Regions from separate parts of the Homo sapiens genome. Here all the other regions are linked to region 1. Evidence: read pairs that join two places in POLR2A ChIA-PET (ENCODE). Cell type or tissue: PC-9. All regions are shown on one strand.

What was found. Peaks named below come from ENCODE experiments on the same cell type or tissue, not always from the same donor. Only the 100,000 strongest peaks of a DNase experiment are listed, where the experiment ranks them.
Region 2: POLR2A ChIA-PET joins it to region 1 with 5 read pairs; 2 of 35 experiments call an interaction of 5 or more read pairs at or near these places.
Region 3: POLR2A ChIA-PET joins it to region 1 with 5 read pairs; 4 of 35 experiments call an interaction of 5 or more read pairs at or near these places.

The regions. Positions count from the first base shown.
Region 1 is chr14:103,539,523-103,542,022 of GRCh38, forward strand. LOC124903392 (a long non-coding RNA gene) reads right to left here. Exons shown (of 2, transcript XR_007064357.1): 2 at 793-2,500. Among named protein-coding and RNA genes, the nearest start is that of TRMT61A, 12 kb to the left of the region's middle. In PC-9, CTCF peaks have their summits at 910, 1,112 and 1,371; DNase peaks (open chromatin) are centred at 599 and 1,209; H3K4me3 peaks cover 518 bases; H3K27ac peaks cover 2,500 bases.
Region 2 is chr14:103,739,589-103,742,088 of GRCh38, forward strand. PPP1R13B (protein phosphatase 1 regulatory subunit 13B) reads right to left here. Exons shown (of 17, transcript NM_015316.3): 11 at 2,202-2,500; 12 at 236-1,005. Among named protein-coding and RNA genes, the nearest start is that of ZFYVE21, 25 kb to the left of the region's middle. In PC-9, no CTCF peak of the experiment used is centred here; no DNase peak of the experiment used is centred here.
Region 3 is chr14:103,339,447-103,341,946 of GRCh38, forward strand. EIF5 (eukaryotic translation initiation factor 5) reads left to right here. Exons shown (of 12, transcript NM_001969.5): 10 at 193-357; 11 at 981-1,115; 12 at 1,517-2,500. The coding sequence ends at 1,606. Among named protein-coding and RNA genes, the nearest start is that of SNORA28, 2.8 kb to the left of the region's middle. In PC-9, no CTCF peak of the experiment used is centred here; no DNase peak of the experiment used is centred here; H3K27ac peaks cover 1,282 bases.

The DNA of each region.
Region 1 (2,500 bases):
TTTTCCCGTGTCGGGCCCTCCTCATCCCAGAGCAGCCTTGAGAGGGCTGAGGTGGGTGGTGTCACAGGCCCTCAGAGCCTGCATCTGTGCTGTCACCTGCGTATGCTGCCACCAGGTGGGTGCTGAAGCCATCCTCGTAGCAGCATAGTAGGTGCCTCCTGCACAGAGAGATAGATATGCCTACCACATGCCAGGCACGCTGATTTTGGTTCTTTAATCTTTTTTTTGGAGACCGTCTTGCTTTGTCGCCCGGGCTGGAGTGCAGTAGCGCGATCTCGGCTCACTGCAAGCTCCGCCTCACGGGTTCACGCCATTCTCCTGCCTCAGCCTCCCGAGTAGCTGGGACTACAGGTATCCGCCACCTCGCCTGGCTAATTTTTTTTTTTTTTTTTTTTTTTTGTATTTTTAGTAGAGACAGGGTTTCACCGTGTTAGCCAGGATGGTCTTGATCTCCTGACCTCAAGATCCACCCACCTCGGCCTCCCAAAGTGCTGGGATTACAGGCGTGAGCCACCGCGCCCGGCTGGTTCTTTAATCTTTAAAAACCCACAAGGCAGTTCCCGTGTTCTAGGTGACGACACCATTGCTAAACTTTAGCCACAGGTATGTTCCTGAAGTGCCCGTGACACTAAGCATCTCAAGATGTGGCCCCTGGACCGGCTGGTCAGCGTCGTCCCCACCCCACCCCTGCTGAGCCGAAACTCCAAGGCAGGGCCCAGGGGGCCCCCTTTCCCCAAGCCTCCAGGTGCTCTGGTACTCAAATTTGAGAATCACTGCTGGAAGACCCGGGAGTCTCGCAAACATTTCTTTTTATTTCTTAAATAAAAACCCCCGTTATTAACTGAAGCGGCAGCTCTCTGGCAGCTTCCTGCAAGCAGCTGGTTGATCCTCTGAGGCTGCACTGTCAGTTGCAGCTCAGTTTCACCCGGTGTGGCTGGACTGTCTGCTTCTGAGCCCCAGACCCTGTCGCTCCCTGCTGCTCCCCTGTGAATGCCCTCGTGCTCCCAGAGAGAAACTGAGGCAGCAACAGCAGGTAGCTGTGCGCAGACCCCGCTGGGCCCCAGTTTGAATAAACCAAATGTCTTTTACAAAATAGGACAGTTGGGAAGCTTGAAGCTTGAGTGGCCGTTTTGTGAGTTTAAGGAGTGGCCACATTTGCGAGCATGCTGACAAAGTGCTGGGGAATGACAGGGTGGCTGAGATCCAACTCTGAATAACAGGGTTGGGGAGGAAGGGGAGTAGACCTCAAACCAGGCTGGCCACAGACTCCTGGGAGCTGCGTACAGGATTCTTCACACGATTCTGCTGGTGCATTTCTTTGACAATTTCCAAAAGTTTTTATTTTTGAAAAAAGGAGACTGGGTGTGGTGGCTCATGCCTGAGGCCAAGATGGGAGGATCGCTTGAGCCCAGCCTGGGCAACACAGGGAAACCCTGTCTCTACAAATGATTAAAAAATAAAAAAAGGAGAGATGCCCCAGGCCAGTGGCCAGCACTGGTAGCTGGCAGGACCCAGCCTGTCACCCAGGGTGCTGGCATGGCACATGTAGGCTGAATGCAGTCCGGGGCCTGGCCCCTGCCTGGAAGCCCTGGGCCTGCAGAGACACGGGCCCTGCAGAGGAATGCTGGGCCAGCTGTGGGCGGGGGGCTGGCCATGGATGGGGTGGGGACAGTGGGGGCGACAGGCACAATAGACATTCTGGGTGCCAGGCAACGGGGAAGCAGACGCTTCTTGGCGGGGAAACCCTGAGGGGCCCAGGCCACACCTGTCCCTCAGCAATGTGGCGTGCACCCCCACCCTCAGGCCATTGAGGCTCACTGGCTGCCTGGCCCCTCAGGGTGAAGGGCAGCCACCCTCCTGGTGGGGCTTCAACACTCCCTGATGCCAGCCCCCACCCAACTGAGGACCTGGTCGGAGGGTGCCTCGATGGCTCCTGCAGCCCCGAGCTCTGGCCTGCTCACCTCTTCGTGGCCTCTGTCTCGGGGCCGCCGGCACTCCCCGCCTCTCCTGCCTCTGACTGTGCCTGCCTGGCTGGTGCCCCCAGGTGTAGGCAGGCCCTCATGGGGTTCAGAACAGGGCTTGGAGTTCTGGTGGAGCCTCCATCCCCTGCCACCCCTCTCCTGGCCCCAGACTCAGTAGCCCCCAGCCCTGCCAGCCAGGCTCTGCCAGAGCCACAGGGCCCCTGTGGCTGTCCCTGTCCAGTGGCTCCCTTCAGGCTCCACATCCTCCCCCTCCGTGGATGGCCCTGCTAAGGAGCTCTGGGCCCAGCTGGTGGCCAGGAGGAGGGAGGCTAGGAGGTCGCCGTGCCCGGTGGCCTTCCCCACCTCACAGACGGTTCTTGAGCTTCTGGGCACAGCGGCCAGCCCTCGCCCTCCCCCAACACACGCCCTCCGTCCCTCTGCCTCAGCCCCTGCCTCTTGCCCCAGCCCTGAGGGTAGAGGTCGGACCCCAGCTGCTGTCTGCAGTGGCACCCAGGGTCCCGGCTAAAGCACACATTCCG
Region 2 (2,500 bases), 200 kb after region 1:
AGCTGTCTGGGAAAGGCTTGGCCACATTGTGCATTTGTGTGGCCGAGCCCCATTTGTCATGCCTTTTCATGCCCCATTTGTCTGTGTGACTGTCCGTCCTCCCTACAAGACGTAACTCAGGGACATCCCTGGTTCCCACTGCTCCCAGCACAGCCTGACCAAGGGAAGGACCCCAGAGGTCCTGGTTGCATGAATGACCAGGAAGGCCAGGCTTTGGTCTAGCAATGACACCCACCGTGGAGGTGGCAGGAGGGTGGCTGGCAGGGGGAAGAGGTGCTGGAGGGACCTGCTCTTCCCCTGGAGATGGGGCCTCAGCCACAGGACTCGGGATCTGCTCCGTGGTGGGGACCGTGGCCACGTTGTTGTTATTGTCCTCTGCCGGCTCGGCAGTTTGGTGGGTGGTTTGGGGACAGATGAGCTCCTCTGGTTCGGGGGAAGGTAACTCATTATCATTGGCATCTGATGACGGGGCAGGCTCAGCGGGGAGTGGGGCTGTGGGCTGGGCAGGGGGGAGCTCTTCCAGGTTTCCATTGGCATTGGTGTTTCCATTGTCCACATCGGCCAAGGTGCCCATGAAGTCCTGGGAGGGGCTGGGCTGGTAGAAAGGGGTGCCCTCCATGCCACCGGCCAGGGTGTTGAAGCGCTGGTACAGCAGCTTCTGGATGTTGGGCCCGCCGGGGCCCTCGGGCTCTGTGATGGAGCTGCGCTTTTTCAGGGGCCGGGGCGCGTTGGCCAGCTTCCTGCGGAGGGCCTCCAGGTCTGCATCACTCTGGTAGCGCAGTGGCGAATGCACGATGGGCGTGAGCTTGGTGGGGCTGAGTGGCCGTGGCAGGCTCTCCACGGTGCTGCCATCTGCGGGGGCGGCGGGGCCATCCTGCTCAGGCTCTTTCTCAGTACTTTCTGAAGGTGGCTGAGGCTGTGGTGTGCCCGTGGACAGTGACCCGTGAAGAAACGGCAGCGGCGATGGAGAGGTTGAACCCGAAGGTAAAACGGGCTTACCATACACTGGGGAAGACACAAAGGACAGGCAATTTTGACCTCACTACAGAGATCTAGTCATACACACCTATGATTACACCAGAGACAGGCTCCTGCAAAGACACACATATACATCTGCTGCTGTTATTCAATTCTCATTTCAAATCTCTGAGGAAACCTCCCCCTCTTAGAGCCTCCACTGACTCCTTCTGAAAGGTGCAGTGCCTCTCTAATGTGTCGGTTTTTACATTTGGGTTTCCAGAACTGGAGCTTTTTCAAAAGAAAAAAATAGGGTGCTAACCCGACTTTTCCTGCCGCAGACAAGCCTGCCTGTTTTCTGGCCAAGGAAAAAGACAAAAACCACTAAACATGCATCTGATTCTTGGACTAACTCACATGACGGAGACACACGCGCCTCCTCAGAGCAGGAAGGTTTTACCTGGAGGTCCAGGAGCTCTTGAGAATGGTCTAAGCCTTTCCCACCACAGCCAGAACCCTCCCCACAAGGGAACACTGCACCACCACCTGGGAGGTCCCTGTGCAGGAAGTGACTAGGCACGTCCAGGAATCCCTCAACTGTGAGTCTAGAAGCTGCAGCCAATGCCCAGGAATGTCTAAGAAGGCCCTAGCCTAGACCTGACCCGCGGCTTCCTCCCGTAAGAGTCGGAAACACCATCAGCCTCTGTGGTAGGTGTGGAACTAAGCTACCTTCTCTCAGCTGCCTTCTTAGAACATCTGAGCTCCATAACCCAAACCAAGGCTTTCCTCCCCTCTGGGCTATGGGGGAGGCTCCTACGCAGCAGACGCCCTCCTTAAACTGCCCATGCCCAGGGGTCGGGCTCAGCCACTACCAGGAGGGCCAGTGGTCAAGGCCACCCTCTACGCACTGGACAGCTCCCGGCACAAGTTACCACGAAACAGAAGGAAAAGAGGAAATTCTCGACATCTCACCCTTCCCGGAGCTGGATTTCCTAAGTAGCACACGGAGGTGGCTGCTCAGACAGGAAGTCAGAGAACTGTGAGCCATCTGCAAAACAGCCTCCTCCATGCATTCCAGCTTCCATTCCCTTCTCACACTGACACCCAAGGCTGTACTTTTATGTAAGAATTAAGTTTAATCCTAAATAGCACGTGGCCCAAACGTAAAGAAATACATTAGTATTTTCTTAATTAAAAGTATAATTTCCTAGCCCCAAGAAAAGGAGAGTATAAACCCACTCTACCTGCTTTAACTGACTTATTTAAGGCGCTGTGTGCTGCCGGCTGGTAATTCTTAGGTGGTGTGGCTTGCTGGAGGTACATGGAGTATATGGAACTTGAATTCACTGTCTGGGGTCCTTTCCTGGGAGACTGTGGCCTTGACCCTTTATCAGCCAGGAAAGGCCTAATGGCCACTGTCAGTGGGAGTTCAGGCTTGCTGTCCCCAGCTGGAAATGCAGGTGGTCCCGCTGGCGGGTACGTGGGACTTGGCGGTACGGAAATCCTCTGCTGAATCTGTTGTGAGGAGCCTGGCTGGGGGGTG
Region 3 (2,500 bases), 200 kb before region 1:
ACCTTACAAGCCTCTGAGTATCTGAAAGTGCCATACCTAGGCCCTTACAAAGTAACAGGGATGTTTATGCATTGACCTTTTTGAACAACTATGGTATGGGCCATGCACTTGCAGACACTCTTATTTGGGTAATAGAGTTGTCAACTTAGAACACATAAAAAAGATTGTTAACACCAAGGTGTCTATTTGCAGTTTTGTCACAACAACAAAAAAGCCCAACGGTACCTTCTTCATGGTTTGGAGTGTGTGGTAGCAATGCATCAAGCTCAGCTTATCTCCAAGATTCCACATATCTTGAAGGAGATGTACGATGCAGACCTTTTAGAAGAAGAGGTCATCATCAGCTGGTCGGAAAAGGTGGGGAATACATAGGTGGGCTCTTAAAGTTCACAGGTTTTGGGGGGTTTTTTTGTTTGGTTGATTGTTTTTGGAGACGGAGTCTCATTCTGTTGTCCAGGCAGGAGTACAGTGGTATGATCTCAGCTCCCTGAAACCTCCACGTCCCGGCTTCAAGTGATTCTCCTGCCTCAGCCTCCCAAGTAGCTGGGATTACAGGCACCTGCGATCATGCCCAGCTAATTTTTGTATTTTTAGTAGATGGGGTTTTACCATGTTGGCCAGGTTGGTCTCGAACACCTGACCTCAGGTGATCCACTGGCCTCCCAAAGTGCTGAGGTTACAGGTGTGAGCTCCTGCGCCCAGCCGTTCACAAGTATTGAGACGGCTTTGAGATGAAGAAAAAATGTCTTAATATCTATAGCTAAAGTTCAGTGCCTGTGCTGTAGATTGTGATTCGCATCATGTCAGATTTGTAGTCATAACAGACTGCTGAGACTAACGTGTTCACTGAGTACATTGATTCTGTTTGAGGATTCAGACTTGTTAGGACCCAGTCCCCTCAGCTCAGTAAGGGGGATTGTATAAATAATCAAAAGTTGTTAAAATTCCTCAACTAAGAGACTTGTACTCACATTTTTTAGGCCTCTAAGAAATATGTCTCCAAAGAACTTGCCAAAGAGATTCGTGTCAAAGCAGAACCATTTATAAAATGGTTGAAGGAGGCAGAGGAAGAATCTTCTGGTGGCGAAGAAGAAGATGAAGATGAGAACATTGAGGTAAACATTGGGGGAGGAGGGTATTGGATACAGTGCTGGCATGGGTGTTTGAGATTTAAAAAGGTTTGTGAGGAGTGATATAATGGCAGTTTGGGGTAATTTCAGGTTTAGAATTTAAGATGCAGTAAAATACAGCCTCTCAATAATTTGGAAAATAATAGAAAGGGTGATGGAAACTGTGTTCCTACTCCTACACATTATAGTCTATAAAAAAACTTTAAAAATGCTCTTAGACTGGAGCCTGTGTAAGAGAACTTGCAGTGTTTGCATAACAGAGCTGTTCCGTGAAGAAGAAATAGCTGCATCTAGGCAGTTTCCTCCTCTGTGACCACAATTTACATTGATTTGTTTTATAAACAGATTTATCAGCTTATGTTGAATAAAATCATTCCTCTTAACAGGTGGTGTATTCGAAGGCTGCCAGTGTACCGAAAGTTGAGACTGTAAAGTCAGACAACAAGGATGACGACATCGATATTGATGCCATTTAAAGGGATGGATGCAACCTAGCTTAACAGTATAATGCTGCAAATTTTCCTCCATTATCAGCCAGAAGTGCAACATGTATGTGCAAAAGCTAAAATGGCTTAACATCATGCTACACTTTACACTAAAAATCTATTACTGTGAGTGGTCTGTTATTAAGCCCAATGAGACATCTAGGGAGTCCATACACATCAGTGAGCAGATGTAGTTTGCTTATTTATAGCATGTTTCTTTTTGAAAAACTAGTGGTGGACACATTTGGATCACATTTATACAGTTATAAAAATAAAGGTTTGATTTTGGTCGTTCTTCAGATGTTTGGCTCTGAATGACTTAAGCTGAAGTAACTGGCTCCTTACTTTAAATGTTCTGCCATCATTTCACCTGATGAGCATTCTTGGAGCCTGCCAGATATTGTTAGGTCCTGGGGCTGCAAAGAGGTCCTCAACAGGATGTAAAGCAAACTTAATTGTAATTAATTTATTCAGCCCATTAAGAAAGTACTAAAGTTTTATCTCTGTAGTTCCTCAAATTGGCATCTGGTAATGTACATTGTGAGGTAGACTGATAATGAAATGACAGTGTAACATCTTAACCAAGAAGTAAATATGACCTCAGTGTCCTATAAATAATGTAAGAGCAGGATTTGAAACTTGGAGAGCTGTTTTCTCATTTCATGTACACTTGCCCCAAATTGTCTTTGAAGTCGTGTGCATTGCACGTTGGATGAGCCAGGGAAATTATTACATTAACAAGCATTTTGTGTGTACGTAGTAGTTACTTTGTACTGAGAGAACTTGCTTTGGGGTGCAATTAATAAACTGATTTTATTTGGGAGAAACAAGGAAGGGTGCACTTAACTAGCAACCTAAGCATGATTTTTCAGCTTTTGCCCTTAG